Regions from separate parts of the Homo sapiens genome. Here region 2 is linked to region 1. A link is an interaction called in ENCODE POLR2A ChIA-PET data of the cell type or tissue named here. Cell type or tissue: Panc1. All regions are shown on one strand. Each heading gives the region's core, and the rest is flanking DNA. Links, peaks and the distances in the headings are about the cores only.

Evidence for each region. ChIA-PET counts read pairs that join two places held together with the same protein. Peaks named below come from ENCODE experiments on the same cell type or tissue, not always from the same donor. Only the 100,000 strongest peaks of a DNase experiment are listed, where the experiment ranks them.
Region 2: POLR2A ChIA-PET joins it to region 1 with 16 read pairs; 12 of 35 experiments call an interaction of 5 or more read pairs at or near these places.

Annotation. Positions count from the first base shown.
Region 1 is chr15:67,844,781-67,852,780 of GRCh38, reverse strand. No RefSeq gene overlaps it. Among named protein-coding and RNA genes, the nearest start is that of RNU6-1, 8.7 kb to the right of the region's middle. RefSeq lists enhancers at 6,094-6,594, 6,595-7,095. In Panc1, for the core only: no CTCF peak of the experiment used is centred there; no DNase peak of the experiment used is centred there; H3K27ac peaks cover 4,189 bases.
Region 2 is chr15:68,057,318-68,070,422 of GRCh38, reverse strand. All of the region lies in intron 1 of PIAS1 (protein inhibitor of activated STAT 1), which reads right to left. Among named protein-coding and RNA genes, the nearest start is that of PIAS1, 9.6 kb to the right of the region's middle. RefSeq lists an enhancer at 272-772. In Panc1, for the core only: no CTCF peak of the experiment used is centred there; no DNase peak of the experiment used is centred there; H3K27ac peaks cover 557 bases.

The sequences.
Region 1 (8,000 bases), core at 1-8,000:
GGGCAGCTCGGCCCCTCTGAGGGAAAGGGACCCTCCCCTGGGGCAGGGAGACTGTGACCCTTGGCAAGGGTGTGGGGAGGGGACAGATGATGGGCCAGATTGGCCCCAGGGGGTGAAATGTTGCTACTGATCAGAGGCGTCAGTTGTAGGCACTTTCTCAGTCCCAGGTTGGAGGGGGGAAGGAAAAAGATAAGGGGCTGCCAGCTCCAGGAAATGAGGGTGAGGTTCTCAGCTAAAAGGGGAGGAGAGAACGAGCATTTATTGAGTGCCTCAGGTGCCTGGCATCACAAAATTATTATCTAATGTTTGTAACAGCAAATTTTTTCTTTTCTTTTCTTTTCTTTTTTTTTTTTTTTTTTGAGACGAAGTCTTGCTCTTGTCCTCCAGGCTGGAGTGCAGTGGCACAATCTTGGCTCACTGCAGCCTCTGCCTCCTAGGTTCAGGTAATTCTCATGCCTCAGCTTCTGGAGTAGCTGGGATTACAGGCGTGTGCCACTACACTGGCTAATTTTTGTATTTTAGTAGAGACAGGGTTTTGCCATGTTGGCCAGGCTGGTCTCGAACTTCTGACCTCAAGTGATTCTCCTGCTTTGGCCTCCCAAAGTGCTAGGATTACAGATGTGAGCCAACACACCCAAACTAACTGCAAATATGTATTGAGCATCTACTATGTGTCAGATACTGTTTCAGGCACTAGGAATACAATGGGGAGCAAAACAAAAATCCTGCTCCTCCTCATGCACAAATACTTGACATAATTTCAGTGATAAATACTTATCAACAGTATTAAGTACTGTAAAGAAAAATAAATGGAAAAAGAATGAAAGGAGGTACTTAGTCCATTTCACAGTGCTATAAAGAACTACCTGAGGCCAGACACAGTGGCTCATGCCTGTAATCTTAGCACTTTGGGAGGCTAAGGTGGGTGGATCACTTGAGGTCAGGAGATCAAGACCAGTCTGGCCAACATGGTGAAACCCCATCTCTACTAAAAATACAAAAATTAGCCAGGCATGGTGGTGGGTGCCTGTAATCCCAGCTACTCAGGAGGCTGAGGCAGAAGAATCACTTGAACCCAGGAGGTGGAGGTTGCAGTGAGCCAAGATTGCACCACTGCACTCCCAGCTTGGGCGACAGAGGGAAACTCTGTCTCAAAACAAAACAAAACTATCTGAAACTGGATAATTTATGAAGAAAAGAAGTTTTACTGACTCACAGTTCTGCAGGCTTAACAGGAAGCAAGACTGGAAGGCCTCAGGAAACTTACAATCATGGTGGAAGGCGAAGGGGAAGCAAGCACATCTGACCATGGTAGAGCAGGAGAGAGAGCGAGAGCAAAGGGGGAAGTGCCACACACTTTCAAACAACCAGATCTCATGAGAACTGACTCACTATTAGGAGAATAACAAGGGGGATGTCTGCCCATGATCCAATCACCTCCAATCAGGCCCCTCTCACAACATGTGGGGATTACAATTTGAGATGAGATTTGGGTGAGGACACAGAGCCAAGCCACATCAAGGTGCTATTTTTCCTTTTTTTTTTTTTTTTTTTTTTTTTTTTGTCAGGATTTCGCTCTGCTGCCAAGGCTGGAGTGCAGTGGTGCAATCATGACTCATAGCAACCCCAGCCTCCTGGGCTCAGGCGATTCTCCTGCCTCAGGCTCCCAAATAGCTGGGACCACAGGTGCATACCCACCTCACCCAGCCAAGAGGTGCTATTTTCAAAAGATCATTAGGGAAGGCTTCCTGGAGGAGGTGACATGAGAGCAGAGACCTGAATTAGTAAAAGGAAGAGCCTTACATTTATTGAGAGGTGTTTATCTTCCCCGGTCTAAAGATGTAGAAACAAATCTCAGAAAAATACTCTGGCTTTCCCAAGGTTACAAAGTTTCTAAGCCCTTCTCTAGGGGAGAGATTCTGGGCTCAGGTTCACACTCAGAGGCAGCACCTGAGCTTGGGACCCACCTTTAACTGACAGCTGTGGTCTCACAGCTCTTAGACCACACCACTTGGTAAGAGGCCAGCCCACTGATTTATTTCTTCCCCTCCCGCTTCTCGTCCTTCCTCCTTTCCCTCCTTTTCCCCCTCCTCGTTCCTTCTCTCTCTGCTTCTCCTCTTCCCCCACCTGCTTCTGTCTTCCTTTTACAGCATTTTATTATAAATACTGCAACGTGCACAACACATAAATGTTCAGTTCAGTGCACAACTCTAGGGAGAACACCTGAGTAACCAGCACCCAAGTGAAGAAACAGGCAAATTAATTTCTGCTGTTTAAGCCACCCAGTCTGTGGAACTGTTAGGCGACCCCAACCCCCCACTCCCAGAAGCCTTTATGTGTCGCCTCCCATTTTCTTATTTTTGGTAACTTCCTTGCTTTCATCATTTTACCATTTGTATATACGACCTTAAACAATAGTTTGGTCTTGCCTAATTTTGAACTTTATATAAATGGTATAGTTCTGTATATGTTATTAGTGCCTTCTTCCACTCAGTATCATGTTTACAAGATCTGTCCACATTGCTGGTGTGTTAGTCTGCTGGGGGGTTAGGGGTGCCTAACAAAGTTCCACAGACTGGGTGGCTTAAACAGCAGAAATTAATTCTCTCACAGTTCTGGAAGCTAGAAGCCCAAGATCAAGGTGTTGGCAGGGTTGGTTTCCCCTAAGGTCCTCTCCTTGGCTTGTCAACAGCTACATTTTCTCTGTTTTTACATGGCCTTTTCTCTGTGCATGTCTGTGTCCAGATTTCCTCTTCTAATAAGGACATCAGCCATATTGGATTAGGGTCCATCCAATAACCTCATTTTAATTTAATTACCCCTTTAAAGACCCAATCTCCAAATATGGTCACACTTTACAGTACTAGGGGTTGGGATTTCAACATACAAATTTGGAGGTAGAAGTGGGGGATATAATTCAGCCCCTAACACTGGAGGTATTGGTTGGTGCAAAAGTAATTGTGGTTCTTGCCATTACTTTCAATGGCAAAAAAACACAATTTCTTCTGCGCCAACCTAATAACTGTAGTTGATTCATTTTCATGACTGCATAGTATTCTATTGCATGAATATACCACAGTGTGGATATCCATTCTTCTGTTGATGGGCACTTGAGTTGTTTCCAGTTTGGGACCATTACAGACAATGCTACCTTGAACATTCTTTTACCTGTAACTTGGTGCTCATATGCATGAGTTTCTCTAGGGCATGTAACTAGAAAGGAACAACTGAGTCATAAGGTATACTTATCTTCAATTTTAGGAGTATGCCATTTTCCAAAGTGGTTGCACCAATCTCCCCACTCCCCAGACATATATTCTCATATCTTGGTTGCTCTACTTCCTCATCAGCACTTGGCATTGTAAACTAAAAATAAAATTCTAAGCCCCCCAACTGACTGAATGGAGCCCCCACTCTTGGCCAACAGGACTTAAAAACTGAGTTCCTGGTCATGACGAGACAAGAGGTCATATTGCAATCTGGACACAATAACTGAGCAGCATTGTATTTATTTATTTATTTTTTAGAGACAGGGTCTTACTCTGTCACCCAGTCTGGAGTGAAGTTGCATGACCATAATTCCCTTGCAGCCTCCAAGTCCTGGGCTCAAGTGATCCTCTCACCTCAGCCTCCCAAAGTGCTGGGATTACAAGTGTGAGCCACTGCATCCAGCCCAACTGATCAGCTTTAATGTTAAAATAGAGATAATAAGACTGATAGAATGGACTCTTTATGACTATATCAAACTATAAACAACACCTAAGGCCATGCAATGCAAGGGTTAAGTCACTACGCTCCCCTACACTTAAAAAATTAACTCTGTTCCAACTGCCACAATGTTTTTCTTTTTCTCCAGCAGCTAAACAAGCACTGGCCTTGAAATAAGCCATATTAAATAATCTGCAACTCAATCCATCGCCAGATGCTACCTAACTGACCCCCTGTTCCACAAGACATAACTACAGCTTTGATTGGACAAGAGTTATTTCAGTTAACTTTCTCCTGATGAGAAGACCACCAACCATGGACTGGTCTGGCTGGTTTACAGAGACTGCACACTTGAGTGCCTTTGTGTCCTGAAAAGACCTTTTGACATATAGAACCTAACTGTACTACATTTAAATGTTACATTTAAAAGTCTCCACTGCAAAGAGAACATGGGTCATATGTAATATGCATGTTTATTCAAGTATGCATGTATTAGGACCACCTCCATGAATATTCATAGCTCCTCCTGTATCCTGTTGAATACCTATACTTGGCCAACCATTCAGCTTAAATTCCTGTCTTACCCTTCCCTCTCTCCCTTGAAGTGTGTTTCTGGGCTTCGACCAAGGCTAACACTTCCCAGCCTGTCAGAATGGCCACCTTGCTGGCTATAACCCTTTATAAGAAACAAAGCTCTCCTTTCCAAATTTATATATTGATTGAGTTTTTAGTTAACAGCATTATCAGACTTCTCAGTGTTAATTGTGAGGTGGTTTTGTATTCCCCTGATGATTAAAGATGTTGAGGACATTTTCACATTCACCATTTGGAGCTCCTAATTTGCGATGCACCTGTTCAAGTCTTTTGCTAGCTTTTCTAATGTCTTTTTAAAATTTGTTAATCTCTTCACTTTCTATGCTCATGGCAATTTTATTCTAAGAGCATAATTAACACTTTCCTGCCACTGCACCTTCGTCAGGACCATTTGATCCACACTGAAAATGTGTATTAACTTGAATCTCAGAGAGCAAGTGTTGGAGGCTTCATCCCTTCCTTCTTGAAAGCCCTTCGGCTTCTTATGGAAACATTCCACCCTTCCCCTCCAATTTCCTACCTCCACATGTGGATACAGCCTCACTTCCTACTTAACCTGCTGCTACACCACCCTCACTGGATTATGAAAGTTGAATGCAATCATGTGTAAATGTCCAGCATGGTCCTGAGAACCCTGTATGGTATTAGTAAATACGACTTCCCTTCCTCCTTCTTGTTGTTGTGCAGAACGGAAGATGAGCAACAGCCAAGAGTACCATGTACTGAGTGCTCCTGAGTGTTAGGTGGTATGCTGAGTTATGGATTTTACTCGGGGCAGTAATGGCCTCCCCCTTGCCTTTCCTGCTTGGAACTTGGAGCTCTAGCAAGCATCTTGGACCATGAATTGTGGCCCTAAAGGATAAACGAGCCTGGCTGTCTGCCACAATGGAGCTACCAGACAAGTCCTTAAAAGACAACTTGTTTCATGTGAAAGAGAAATAAACCTCTATCATCTTAAAGCCACTGTTATTTGCTTTTCTATGATACAAAACAGAGCCTAATCTTGACTCTTAACGAGAAATACATGTTTTCAGTTCATTACAAACATGTGTTTGGTTGAGCCAAATTTTCCTGTCTCTATGAAAATCATTTTTGCTGGTCAGTAAATGATAATACATTTAAATGTCCACACTAAAATTTATATTTTTCAAACAGCCCATTGGGTATTTTCATGTGATATAAGTAATTGAGACATAGGGCCTTAAGTAGCTAAGACACTGGTATTCCCTATGATAGAAAGTATCCTTGCTCTTTATAAGAGGATATCTTATTTAAGCAAGCACACAAAGGTAATATGTCAGGATACTGAGGAGGTAATGAATTCATTTTTCTTTAATTGAATTAACAGCAAGTATCCACAGAGCTCTTCCTGTCTAAGTTAGCCAGACTGAGTGTATCGAGACAGTTTAAGGTGAAACTCTCAAGCCATGGTCCCTAGTCTCCATGACTGGAATGAGATAAAGATATAGGTAATGTCACTGTCATATAGCAGGCTAATGTGTTTGGTCACTGTGTTAGTCCATTTTCACATTGCTATAAAGAACTGCCCGAGATTAGGTAATTTATAAAGAGGTTTAATTGACTCACAGTTCTGCATGGCTGGGGAGGCCTCAGGAAACTTACAATCATGGTGGAAGGCAAAGGGGAAGCAAGCGCCTTCTTCACAAGGCGGCAGTAAGGAGAATGAATGCAGGAGAAACTACCAAACACTTATAAAGCCATCAGATCCCGTGAGAACTCACTCACTATCACAAGAACAGCATGGAGAAAACTGCCCCCATGATTCAATTACCTCCACCTGGTCTCTCTCTTGACACGTGAGGATTATGGGGACTACAATTCAAGATGAGATTTTGGGTGGAGACACAGCCAAACCATATCAGTCACTGAATCATTATTAAAATAGGAGGTAGTACATACATGCATGCATACACATACACTAATGAGGAGGTTGAAGAGTTTAGAGAAAGGCAATCTGATGCAGGGGTGAACACTATGGATTCTGATTTAAGGCCCTGGATTATTCATTTAATCTTTCTGAGCCTGTTTCCTCATCTGAAAAACAGTGGCTCTTAAAACAGATGTATTGTGAGGATTAAATGAGGAAATGCATATAAAATGGCTGGCACAAAGGAAGCACTGAATAGATGTTCCATAAGGTGGGTTTGTTTTTATTTTTAACTTGTCAATAGGCTAATCTCGAGCAAAGACTAATCTGTCACTTCGGTAGAAGGCTTTACTCCAGGCCATTTGAGCCAACCCCCAGCCAGGCCCATGGAGCGAGCCCACTGAAGCCCTGATCCCAACACCCTGGCCTGCAGTGGGTCCCAGGGCCCCTCACCTCCCCAAGGGAACAATGCTGCACATCACCAAAGCCCAGAAGAGCTTCCCGGTGTAAGTACAGATTAAGTTCCAGTTTTTATTTAAAGATCCTAATTTCTGGACATTTATTTTGGGGATTACAGTGGTGGCTTAAGCTTCTTTAAGACGTTTTAAGTTGAAGTCTTTCCTTCACTTGGCTGCTAAAGTTTAATTCAGTGTAATTATTTCATATGGCATCAACTATAATAGTTTCATAATTTCTAGTATATTAAGCACTTAATATGTTGTGTCATTTGAAATCACATATTAAATTCAGCAAAGTACATTTTAATGAGAGCTAAGTGGTGTGAAAATATTAATACAGTGTGATGTTTCATTTTGGTGCTCTGATTTTGTAGGTCTGTTCCTAATGCACAAATGCCTCACTCACCAGGTAAGGGGAATGCTGAGCTGCCTGAGGCTCCAATGGGTGTCTGACAATACTGATATTCCTGTCTTTTGTTGTATAGCAATTTACAGTGGCATTTCAATGGAGCCTCACAACCCTGTGTGGTAAGTAGAAAAATCATCACTTCCATTTTAGAGACGAGAAAACAGGGTCAGCAACTGGAAGAGACTGGTGACCCACCTAGTCACAGTTGATGAGACATAAATATGGACCTTCTTGGCTGAAAGCCATTGCAGTCTTCCCCTGTACCACTGCTGCAGTCACTGTAGCCTTGGCAGGGAGCGATGTCTGGACTCCAGGGCAGCCAGGATTTGGAGGAGGTGTGACACTTTTCCTCCCATCCTTGCAATCCCATACAGGGAAACTGAGAGCTAGAGAGAAGCTGGCAGACCCCATGCTCAGACTTGGCAATTCCTCTTTTTGCACCTTCTTTCTGAGCAAGTCCTCCACACCCTAAACCTAAGCGCCTTATGCCCTTAGGCCATCCTGGGACTGCCAGAAAAAAAGGTCTTGATGAAATAAATTACAGTGAACCCTCGATACAGCAACAGCTCAAAATAATGACGCATCAGTGGCAGGATTTAAGGCAAGAGTAAGAGCAGTAAGAGATTATTTGGAGAAAGCACTCCAGAACCCCTCAAACTGTACTCCCATATTACATGTAGGTGTAAAGTGAGCCCTCGGAGTCAGAGAGATCCGAGAGCAAATTCCAGGACCGTCACTAACTAGCTGTGTCCTTAGATAGGTCACCTAACCTCTGTAGGCCTCGCCTTTCCCTATCAGTAAAAGAGGAATAATAACCAGCACTACCCCTGCACCCCCATGCTTATGTCTCAGAGATACTCACATGAAATAGGATGCCAGAAGACCCTGTGTTGGTCTTAAAGGGCAAGGAATCGTACTAAGCTACGTAAACAGGTATTACTGA
Region 2 (13,105 bases), core at 2,160-10,159, 220 kb before region 1:
CCAGCAGAACCTGCACCACCCTCAAAATCACTAACTCGAACATTTCATTTTCCAACTACAACCTCCTTTTCTTACTTGCTTCATTTCAAGAATTCAATTCACAAAGATCTCTAATTCATTGATGTTGTCATGCCCTATCCATTAGCCCCTAAACATTTCTTTGCAAAATTCCATTGTCCCTCCATGCCTGGCACATTCAACTAGTTCCCACTTTGTAGGAGAAAAGAATGCATGCACTCATGCAGATGGATGTTATTTTACATCCACAGTCGTCAATCTCAATGGGCACAGGCATCTCACTAAACTTTCCAGTGAGCCAGCAATCAAACTTCCTACAATAACTCTTTCATATCTTTTCCTTGCTCCTCCCACATCTCCTTCCTCCAAAAACTACCTTTAGGAAGCATATATACAACAAATGACTATTAAACTTTAACAATGCATTTAACATTGTTAATTCATATTCCAGAAAACATTTCCCAAAATAAAGTTCTTCCTAATTATTAAAACATCTGCTCTCTATAAAAATTCAAATATGGAAAGGTACAAGAGAACCAAACTATTTTTCATATAGTTACAGGAGTACTAGAATGTAATTTCTTTTTTTTTTTTTTTTTTTGAGACGGAGTCTTGCTCTGTCACCCAGGCTGGAGTGCAGTGGCACAATGTCGGCTCACTGCAAGCTCCGCCTCCCAGGTTCACACCATTCTCCTGCCTCAGCCTCCCAAGTAGCTGGGACTACAGGCTCCCGCGCCACCACGCCCGGCTAATTTTTTGTATTTTTAGTAGAGACGCGGTTTCACCGTGTTAGCCGGGATGGTCTCGATCTCCTGACCTTGTCATCCGCCCGCCTCAGCCTCCCAAAGTGCTGGGATTACAGGCATGAGCCACCGTGCCCAGCCTAGAATGTAATTTCACAAAAGCAAAAACTCTATTTCATTCCCAAATGATGTGTGAGCATTTAACACAGCTGATTTGGCATATAAATCAGCACTCATTTTTATTGATAGAATGACTGGATAAGAACCTTGCTTTAAGTAAATGTGATACCAAAGGTCAAACGGGCAAAAGGAAGGAGGAGGGGAGCGTAAGGGAGAATGCTTGTTTGCAAGATTTAGCAGAGAATACCTATAGCCACAAAGAATACTTATTATAAGCCCAGTAAAGGAATAACTATTTTTATGTTTTACTAAGAGTTTTTTAAATGTATCCAAAAAAATAATGGACAAGGCCGGGTGCGGTGGCTCACGCCTGTAATCCCAGCACTTTGGGAGGCTGAGGTGGGCGGATCACGACGTCTGGAGTTCGAGACCAGCCTGGCCAACATGGTGAAACCCCGTCTCTACTAAAAATACAAAAATTAGCTGGGCACGGTGGTGCGCACCTGTAATCCCAGCTACTGGGGCAGCTGAGCCAGGAGAATGGCTTGAACCCAGGAGGTGGAGGTTGCAGTGAGCCAATATTGTGCCACTGCACTCCAGCCTGGGTGACAGAGCAAGACTCCACCTCAAAAAAAAAAAAAAAAAAAAGGACAAAAACATTTAAGGTGTAACACAGACTTTAATGGTCTTGCCAAAAAGCTGGACTTTTCTCATAACTCTGACGATTCAACTTCTTCGTGGATGAGAGCATTGACACATAAGCCTGAGCACTTTTCAAGACTTAACCCAGGGCAGGGGCGGTGGCTCATGCCTGTAATCCCAGCACTTTGGGAGGCTGAGGTGGGTGGAACACCTGAGGTCATGAGTTCGAGACCAGCCTGGCCAACAGGGCAAAATCCCTTCTCTACTAAAAATACAAAAATTGGCCAAGCATGGTGGCAGACACCCGTAATCCCAGCTACTCGGGAGGCTGAGGGTGGAGAATCACTTGAACCCAGGAGGCAGAGGTTGCAGTGAGCCGAGATAGCGCCATTGTACTCCAACCTGGGTGACAGGAGTGCAAACTCAGTCTCAAAAAAAAAGACTTAACCCCGGGTAAATCACTGTGGTAATTAACTTAAGTCCCTTCTTCCACAAACATCACCAGATGTACTTACTGAAATCTATGAGCACATATATTGGCCATGCTCTGTCCTTCAGGCTGGAGTACAGTGGCGCCATCACAGCTCACTACAGCCTCAACCTCCTGGCTCAAGCGATCCTCCCACCTCAGCCTCCCAAGTAGCTGGGCCACAGGCACATGCCTCAGCCAGCTACTTTTTGTATTTTTTTGTAGACACAGGTTTTTGTCATATCGCCCAGGCTGGTCTCAAACTCCTGCACTCAAGCAATCTGCACACTTCAGCCTCCCAAAGTGCTGGGACTACAGATGTGAACCACCACGTTCACCCTATACATATTTTCAGGTCTCCAAAACTTTCCTCTCCACCTTCTCCTACGGAATCCTCCTCTTTGAAGAATGCTACAGTAAATTTGGAAATTTACAAGACTATGATATAAAATATTAGATGCAATGGTTTTAAGACAACATTACAAATAATAATATACAAAACTACTGTTTCACTCCTAGTTTTCACCTTTAAAATACACTATTGATACAAGTTACCTAGAAGAAATGGGGAAGAGAGGATGAGGGTGCACAAAGGAAGGCCTCAAGGTTTTAGAATGCTCTATTTATTAGGCTTGATGTTTGTTTTACTACCTTTCTATAAGTTACACATTTTTCTATAAGGTTATACATACTACGCTGTATATAATTTAATTTTTTTTAAAAAAGCAACCTAGCTTTCTCTTAGAAAATAACACGATTTCTACTACCACTCAATATAAATCTTAATTCAACATAGGCATCTATTTAAGAATCATTATTATATATTAATATAGTTTGTATTATAAGCTTCACAGAAAGTTTACAATGACCTCCAGTTAAATATGAATTCACCATATACAAATGTCTGCCATATTCCCCCCATAAAGAGAAACAAAATGACAGTGAGGGAAGAAAAAAAGAAAAATCTTTAATCCACAAGGACAAAAAGAAAAAAAAATAACCAACTAGAAATTTCAACAAACTTTTTGATGATGAAAAGCAGGCAATGCAGTGGTAACTAAATCAGAAGAGGAAGCTACAACCTACAAATGCCTAGAGAGGGGAATACTAAAGAAAGGCAAGCATATCTAAAAACACAGGGGGCAAGGTACAAGGGGGCTGTTAGAAAATCTGAACATACAGGATGGTTACACCCTCAGGTCTCCTCTAACTAAATATCCATGAGACAACTTCCCTACCATGCCCACTAGCCTCTCGTAACACAAGAGGCCAGAGGATTACTGGAACAACTGAACCAGAGAGGCTCCAGACTCAGACCAGCATGGAACTAAGATCAAGGGTGAGGCACAAATCTAAAAGTGGAGATTAAGCAAAGTCTGCATACTCATAAGTGGGACACCTTTATCCTGCCTTGTTCCCCAAACATTATCAGCCAGGTAAGTAGCCTCAACAAGAGATTATAGAATTCCTCTCGGGAAAAAATGGACAGACCAGACCTACTCACACTTAGAAGACCATTAATCTCATTCCTGGGACTATCTAAATTCAGAGGTGAAGACTAATGGCAATTCTAAAATTCATGTTCTTTTCCCTGATTATGATTCAATTAGACACAAAATACTATACTTTTTTTTTAAAGGTCTTTAACCTTTAAGATGCTACCTGATTTTGAAATCACATATTAGAATAACTTCTGGGACAAAAATATTCCTTTTCCAGTCTTACTTTGACACCCTGGGGAAAGATGTTTAAGGAACAGAGGCTGAAGTTTTTCACACACCACTCTAAAGAAATGCAGAAAGAAACTGAAAAGCATTCAGAGTCTTACAATTTCTAGGTCCTGTTTCAAGTTTATCCCACAAAAGGGAAAGGAAAAAAACAAAATAGGTAGAATGCAAATCAATCATATATATTTGGTAAGAGCTAAGCTCTGCTGGAGAGGAAGTTCTTGGCTAATATTAAGTTAGGGAATTTTTCATTTATTCATATGATTCTTATATTTTACTACAGAAAAAGCAATCAGGCCAGGCATGGTGGCTCACACCTGTAATCCCAGCACTTTGGGAGGCTGAGGCAGGTGGATGATCTGAGGTCAGCAGTTCAAGACCAGCCTGGCCAACATGGTGAAAGCCCATCTCTACTAAAAACACAAATATTAGCTGGGCACAGTGGTGCGCATCCTACTCGGGAGGCTGAAGCAGAAGAATTGCTTGAATCCAGGAGGCGGAGGTTGTGGTGAGCCGAGATCATGTCACTGCACTCCAACCTGGGCAACAGAGCGAGACTCTGTCTCAAAAAAAAGAAAAAAGAAAAAACATAACCTTGAAAAAATTAAGTTATATATTTCCCACACCATTACTGATTACAAGTACTTCAAGCCAGGTGCAGTGGCTCAACACCTTGAATTCCAACACTTTTAGGAGGCTGAGGCATGAGGATCACATGAGTCTGAGAGCAGCCTGGGCAACACAGCAAGACCCTATCTCCAAAAAAAAAAAAAAAAAAAAAAAAAAAAGCTTTTAGTCAGCTGAGCATGGTGGCAAGCACCTGAAGTCCTAGCTACTCAGGAGGCTGAGGTGGAAGGATCATTTGAGCCCAGGAGTTCGAAGCTGCAGTGAGCCATGATCATACCACTGCACTCCAGCCTGGGCAAGAGAGGGAGACCCTGTCTCCAAAAAAAAAAAAAAAAAAAAAGTACTTCAAGCACATTCGTTCAGTGCAATGCAAGCTACTACCGTTTAGCATTACTTACAGAGATGCAGGATTTAATTAAATAACTCTGCTTAGCAAACTGCCTTGTAAGAGATCACTAGAAATAAATTTTTTCTTTTTTTTTTTTTTTCTCGAGACAGGGTCTCACTCTGTCACCCAGTTGGAGTGCAGTGGATCTCAGTTCACTGCTACCTCTGTCTCCCAGGATCAAAAAATCCTACCACTTCAGCCTCCCAAGCAGCTGGAACCACAGGTGCGCATCAACATGCCCAGCTAATTTTTTGTATTTTTGGTAGAGATGTGGTTTTGCCATGTTGTCCAGGCTGGTCTGGAACCCCTGAGCTTAAGCACTCTGCCTGCCTAGGTCTCCCCCAAAGCACTGGAATTACAGGTGTGAGCCACTGCCCCCAGCCTTATTTTTCCTTTTAAGTTATAAAAAATACCATGAGTGGGAAGGTGAAAGGGATCGTCCCATTTTAAATTAGGCACTGCTGTACTGTAAATTTTAAATTTTAAAAAAGATCAAGTTTTCAAAGTTTTTGCTCTTGGGACTCTTGAAAGTGGAGGACCATCCCCCCCGCAAAAAAACTTTATGTCGATTAAATCTATCAATATTTACTGTATTTGCAGTTAAAGCAGAAAACTTTAAAAGATTTGTCATTTAAAAAAAAATAATAGCTGGGCATGGTGTCTCACGCCGTAATCCTAACACTTTGGGAGGCCGAGGCAGGCGATCACTGGAGCCCCCGACTTCGAGACCAGCCTGGGCGACATGGCAAAGCCCATCTCAAAAAACAAATTAATTAATTAATCCATTACTTGTTAACATAAATCTCATATTTAAAAAATATTTTTAATAAAAATTAGAAGACTATCATGGTTTTACATTTTTGCAAATCTCTTTAACATCTAGCTTAATAAAGACATCTTGATTCTCACATCTACTTTTCCATTCAATCTGTGTATTAGATTGTTTTGGATGAAGAATATAAAGGAAATCTAGCCTTATGAAGCTCTATAGAGTTGGGAAAAAATAGAGTATTTTTATTAAAATGCTCTAGCCTTTTCAGATAACTTTCGATATTCTTTGATCCTTCACCAAAACACAACAAATGGCAGGTTCTTAAAGGCTGCTGCAACGCAGGAATCTGAAACCGTATCAATGAATATTTCCCACTCTGATAAACTGAAATTCATTGGTCTATCTTCCATTTCCAATGGATCTTTTTATCCAGGCATGATTTTGTAATATCATGCATTGGTTATTTGGAAAATATTAGTTCACTGAGTTATGCAGTTCTTCCAAATGTTGACATATTTCACTATGCAACTTCAACATAACACATTCATTAATATCACACTGATCTTATCAAAAAAGTCAAGTATTGGGAAACTGTCAAGCTCACAGTGGCAAATACATGTCTTCCAAAGTTCTATTTTCATTTGAAAGCTTAAATTTTATCATTAGTAACAAATATTGTCAGTTGTTTTCCCTGTAGTGACAGGCACACTTTGTTTATTTTCATGAAAATGTATGCCAAATACCCTAGTCTGTATAACCATACTTTGCCAGCCATTTTTTCAAGTAAAAATGGTATTCCATTTAAAAAGCTCACAACTCAACTGCACAAGTTCTTTTCCTTGAGTTAACCATCAGATTTGATATTCAATAAAAGTGTTTTACAGGTACTTTTCATTTCATCATACAAAATATATTTTTAAATGTACTCAAGGATTGAGATACAATAAAATTAGTAAGTTTTATTGCTTCATCAAGGACATAAAGTTTAACTGGCATTTTTTTTTTTAATTCCAAGTGCACAGTGATGAAGAACACAACTACTAGTACAATTTAGTACCAATGCCTTAATTTGTGCCAAGGTGCTGGCAGTTTTACCCACCACTGATTTTGCAAATGTCAGCACGTAAATAATGCCTATTATTAGGAAAATCATTTTGACCTGGAGAACCCTCAGAAAAACTTCGGGGAACCACCAGAGGCCTGAGAAATAGACTTTGAAAACCTCTGTAAGAACTGATGCATTACTTGTATAATTTTTAAAAAGATAATTTTTAGTAAACATTCCGCTATAACAGAAATATTTAAATAAATATACACACATATGTGATAATATATTAAAATCACCAATAACCTGGTACCTCATACACAGCAGATACCCAAAAATATAATAAATAACAGAATGTGATAAATAATTCTTTAATAAATAACAATTACTGAGAATCTACTATAAGCCAGTTTCTGAGCCAGTTCTGTGCCTCTTCAGTCCCCTTCTTGGGTAACTTACAGAAGCCCATAGACCAGAATGATGATTTTAACATATGAGAAAAAATATTTACTCTGAAATCTTTCCAATCTTTAAGATTAGACTTGCATGACTGCAAGAAAAAGTCTTAAAATTCACCATAAAGCACAAGATAGCATGTTAAGTTCTATTTTAAGCACTATGCCATGAGCTTTTTTAAAAACAGGCTTGCTCACATTCAGAAACCCAAATACAAAATGAATTGCTTTGGCTGAGCACTGCCAGAACTGCATAAAGACCCTGCATTCCATTTCTCCTCAAGCTATACAACCCTTACCTGTGATGTTTTCATTCCTATTGTTAAGTGAAACTCCAGCATTAATACTACAGAGGTTACATTAAATGTGGCAATTATTTTTTTAAAAAAACCAGTAGTGTATAGCAAAACCATCAAAACAAGTTGTTAAGAACTTTTAACCATATACACTGATAAATTCAAGAGGTAAATCTCTATAAACATACATAGGAAATATTACACACTGTTAAAAAGAATGAGACCATCTCATTGTCTGGACATGTCATGGAAAGATCTTCACTATCTATTGTAAAAAAAAGCAAACTGTAGGATGCTACATATGGTATGGTCTCACAGTTTTAGAAAAGATATTTATGTACATGTACATTCACTTAAGTTCCTTCTATGTGCCTAGTTTTGTTCTCATCTAGACATACACACACACAATAAATTAAAAATATTATACAGACATACACATTTAAATGCCCATGCAGAGAAAAAAATGAATACAAGACCAGACACAAAAAGTGACATATTTTTATTCCATTTATATTAAATGCCCAAAATAGGCAAGTCTACAGAGACTCAAAATAGATTATCAGTCGCCTAGGGCTAAGAGTGAGGTAAGGTTTGGGAAGGGGATGATGCTAAAAGGATGTAGGGTTGCTTTTCGAGGTGAAAAAATATTCTAGAACTGATTGTGGTTAATGGTTACACAACTTTGTGAATATACCAAAAACTACCTGACTGTGCACTTTAACGAGGTGAACTGTAATGGGATATGTTAATTTTATCTCAATAAAGCTGTCACCTCCCCCTGCCCACCCAAATAAGAATACACAGATATACACCAAAATGATTCCCTCTAAGAATGAAGATGATGAGGTCTTTCCATTTTTACCCTATTTACTGTTAGATCATTACAATGAGAAGTGTAGTCACTTATTATCTCTATAACTTAAAATAATGTAAAAGGTAAATCTAAAACAGCCCTTGATAAATTATTCTGGATTTAATGTTATTCAAGTTCATCTAAGCAGCAGCAAGAAAAAAGAGCGAAGATATGACCCTAAAAATATTTTCAATTTAGATTGTCTTATAGACAAGAGTATCAGGCCCCAGTCTCTGACAGAAACAAATCTTAAACATAATTTGTTCATCTGACACATGTATATTAAAAACACCTATTGTGTCCACAGGGTAGGGATGGGAGAATGGGGGGTGTACAAACAGAACACCAGCCAACAAAAAGACGCAAACTAACAGCTCTGGCTTTAAGTTAAGGGCTTTTGCTATACAGCTGAAGAGACAAAACACACACACAAAGTGGAATGGGGCCAGACAATAGAAAATCTTGAATACTAGACTGAGAACTAAGTCTTTATCCAGTTTTCGATAGAAAGCCATTCAAAGTTTTTATAGATAGGAGTGACAGAATGAAAGGAGTGTTTTGGTGAAATTAACCCGGCAACCAAAGCGGGTAAACTGAAAGCAGTGAATAGCAAAAAAGGTAAAAAAGAGATTAAGTTTTCAAAAATAGGAACGTTTACAACAGTCCTATGAGAGTTACTGATATCTCCATCATTAGTTAATATTCAAAGGATTTATGTTTGTTTTGTTTGCTTGATCTAAAGAAAAGCTGAAAAATAAAAAGGTGGTTTCTTCATTTTGACGAATTTTAGAAGTTCATAGCTAAGAATGAAGACTTACCAGAAAACTCTGAAGGAAGGGTTCTAGGGAATTTTCTTTTCATGTGACACTACTGAAACCAAGAGTAGAGGGAATCAAAAGTAACAGGAGTTGCACAATTTTTAACATGGAAGGGGAAATATAGTCATAAACATCTAGCAAAAAGTGCAGTGGCAATTAATACTACTTCTGAAATTGATGGTTAAAGACAACTAAGTACTTTAAAATTGTCTCTACTGCCTATTTCAAAGAAATCCTAATGATAAAACGTTACATAAATACAGATTTAGGTGAAGACCAAAGTCGAACGAATCAAATTTAGAGTACGATCAATTTCAAGTTCCTTCTACATGCACTACTTTTCAGATGTTGCACAAATAGCATTCTTAATTCACATATGCATTTATTAATTGGTTTAACTCATAAAGGTTTTTTCTAAAAATAAAAATGCTTTCATTGCCTATGTTATCTTTCTAAAACCAGATCCTGGGCCAGGCACGGTGGCTCACGCCTACAATCCCAGAACTTTGGGAGGCCAAGGCGGGCAGATTACGAGGTCAAGAGATAGAGACCAACCTGGCCAACATGGTGAAACCCTGTCTCTACTAAAAATACAAAAATTAGCTGGGCGCAGTGGCGCATGCCTGTAATCCCAGCTACTCGGGAGGCTGAGGCAGGAGAATTGCCTGAACCCCGGAGGCAGAGATTGTGGATCCTTGAAACTATGTTACCTCCCAATTTAAATGGCAACACTTTGTTTTGAGATTAAAAATATGGTAAAGTCTTATTTCCATTTTCTCTATATTAATGTTCAGTATAGTGTTTGTTTTTTGGGGGATTTTTTGTTTGTTTGTTTTTGAGACGGAGTCTCACTCTGTCGCCCAGCCTGGAGTACAGTGGCACGGTCTCAGCTCTCTGTAACCTCCGCCTCCCAGGTTCAAGCAATTCTCCTGCCTCAGCCTCCTGAGTAGCTGAGATTACAGGTGCGCACCACCACGCCCGGCTAATTTTTGTATTTTTAGTAGAGATAGGGTTTCACCATGTTGGTCAGGCTGGTCTCGAACTCCTGACCTCGTGATCTGTCCACCTTGGCTCCCAAAGTGCTGGGATTACCACGTCTGGCAATGTTCAATATAGTTTTAAAATGCCAGTTAAAAACTGATAAGCATCAGCTGGGCGTGGTGGCTCACACCTGTAATCCCAGCAAAACAAAAAAAACTGATAAGCATCTAAATAAGGTACAAAAACTTGCAATATGTGGTCACTGTGATATAATTTCCAAAATCAAACATACTTGCCTACTTGAAATTCTACTATTCATAGAATAGTATGAATAGATTATAAAATACTACTTCATAATCGATTTCATACTTTATCAAACATTCTGATGCTGAAGTAATGTTTGCTTACATTTTGTAAAACCTGTATCTGCCATCATTTAATAATCTTATCTCACATATTACAGAAACATAAACAATAAAGGTATGACAATGAACAAACCAAGAATGACTAATTTATTTCACTGACAACATTTTAGCTAATTTTGTAGAGTGGGTGCAGTGGCACAGTACCTCACACCTGTAAAAACCGAGCACAGAGGCACAGTGTCTCACACCTGTAATCCCAACACTTTGGGAAACCGAGGCAGCACTGTTTGAGGCCAGGAATTTGAGACCAGCCTGGGCAACACAGTGAGACCCCTGACTCTACAAAAATAAAATAAACATTTGTATTGCTTTCTTTTTTTTTTTTTTTTTTTTTGTTTGAGACGGAATCTCACACTGTAGCCCAGGCTGGAGTCCGGTGGCGCAATCTCGCTGCAACCTCTGCCTCCCAGGTTCAAGCGATTCTCCTGCCTCAGCCTCCTGAGTAGCTGAGATTACAGGCGCCCACCACCACGCCCAGCTAATTTTTTGTATTTTTAGTAGAGACGGGGTTTCACTATCTTGGTCAGGCTGGTCTTCAACTCCTGACCTCGTGATCCGCCCACCTCAGCCTCCCAAGGTGCTGGTATTACAGGTGTGAGCCATGGCATCCGGTCCTGCATTGCTTTCTAAAGCACAAAAAAGATCTGTCATATCAATATATTTAGTTAAAATAAAACATCTGCAAACTTTGGTACATGTCTGCAAACACACTGCAAAAAAAGGAGAATAATCTGGGCCTGGCGCGGTGGTGGCTCACGCCTGTAATCTCAGCACTTTGGGAGGCCGAGACGGGCAAATCACAAGGTCAGGAGATCGAGACCATCCTGACCAACACGGTGAAACGCCGTCTCTACTAAAAACGTACAAAAAAATTAGCGGGGCGTAGTGGCGGGCACCTGTAGTCCCAGCTACACCGAAGGCTGAGGCAGGAGAATGGTGTTAACCCGGGAGGCGGAGCTTGCAGTGCGCCGAGATCGCGCCACTGCACTACTGCCTGGGCAACAGAGGAAGACTCCGTCTCAAAAAAAAAAAAAAAAAAAAAAGTAGAATAATCTGACAGGGACTAGTTTAATAAAACACAATGTAAGGTTTCAAATGATCATATAGACCTGTATTTACTAACCTGGATAGACATGAAAATAGCAGATTATAAATAAAAAACAGTGTTGTATCTTTTTATGATGAATATACATATACATATGCTCACAGAGAGAAAGTCTTAAGTGGATAAATACCCAGATGTTAACCATGATATCTCTGAGTGTTGGGATTACAGGTACTGTTTATTTTTCTGCTTACTTCTCAGATTCTCTGAAATTTTCTCAAGCAAAATGATACTTACAAAAATTAATGTGTATGATTCCAACTAACAAACTCCAAACTTTTTGCAAGGAAGCTTGCAAAATGCCCTAGAATATCCAAAAATACCCTAGCATAGAGCTTTTCCAAAAGGGAAAGTATCAGCAACAACATAAGTAGAAATCTGTGAACTGGGCACCCTAGAGGACTCCAGGTCTGCTGTAGGACCTTTAAGGAGGACTACACAAGACCTAGGCTCAAGTCCCTGCCACTTTTATTTGTATGACCTTGCAATAGTCACGTACCCTTTCTGGGCTCACTTTCTCTATCTATAAAAAGGATTTAGTTATTACTTGCCTTTCCTACCTCAAAGAACTGTTGGAAAGATCAAAAGAGATAATGCAATATATTATGAACTGCAAAGTACTATATAAGTAAGATATTATTATTCAAACATTAAAAAAGCAAGATGCTTCATGCCAGAGTCAAACACTTCAGAAAACACCACAATCAATTCTATGAAGTAATGAATCCGTTTTTGGTTGTTGTTTTGAAAGGCTACATCTCATCATAAACACCCAGTTTTTCTGAGACTTGGATACTTTTTCCCAGTTCCCGCTACAACCATTGGCCATTTTATTTTCTTATCCCTGGTTACCAGCAAAAAAGGGTACAAATTACACTAAACTCAAAAGCCTCAGCAAGAACCCTGGAGCAGCATGCTGATGGAGTTCACCAGGAGACACCCAAGGTTAATCAGCTATGGACTCGCCACTAAGCACTACCGCAATCAACAGGGATTACAAGAAACTCTTTGAAGAAAAAGACAATGGGATCGCCCAGGAGAAAACGGTGGATGAAAAGAAGGAGGTATTTCAAAACAATCATATGAAATACTTAGAAACTATACGTAGTATTTTATAAACTATACTGTAGAGTTTTTAAAATACTGTTGATAAAAATAATGACATAAAACAAAAGCCATCTAAATGTGGCACTTGACAAAAGCAAGTTATAGAGATTCAAATCAAATCCATGAATAAACTATCAGATGTACTTGACTCTATCTGAAATAAAAGCAGACAAATTACAGCGTAAGGATCAAAATTAAGTAGCTATTTCTTGAAAATAAAGAGGCAGAAAATAACAATAGAATTCACTGACACACTCATAGTAACTTTTATAATTATGGTTTCTCTTCCCATTTAATTTCATTATTTACTCCACTAAAATGCTGATGGACTTCTTCTCTCCCACTCTTCTTCCTGTAAATTAAAATGGCACTATAACTTGGTTTGAGTTTTACTCCAAAAAAACACATATTTTTTTTTAAATTACTTTAAGAGGAGTTTCATGAAGCTGTCAGCTTATTAACTACCAAGATCATCTGGCCATCACACCCTCCTGCTTCTAAGTTCCTAAAGATG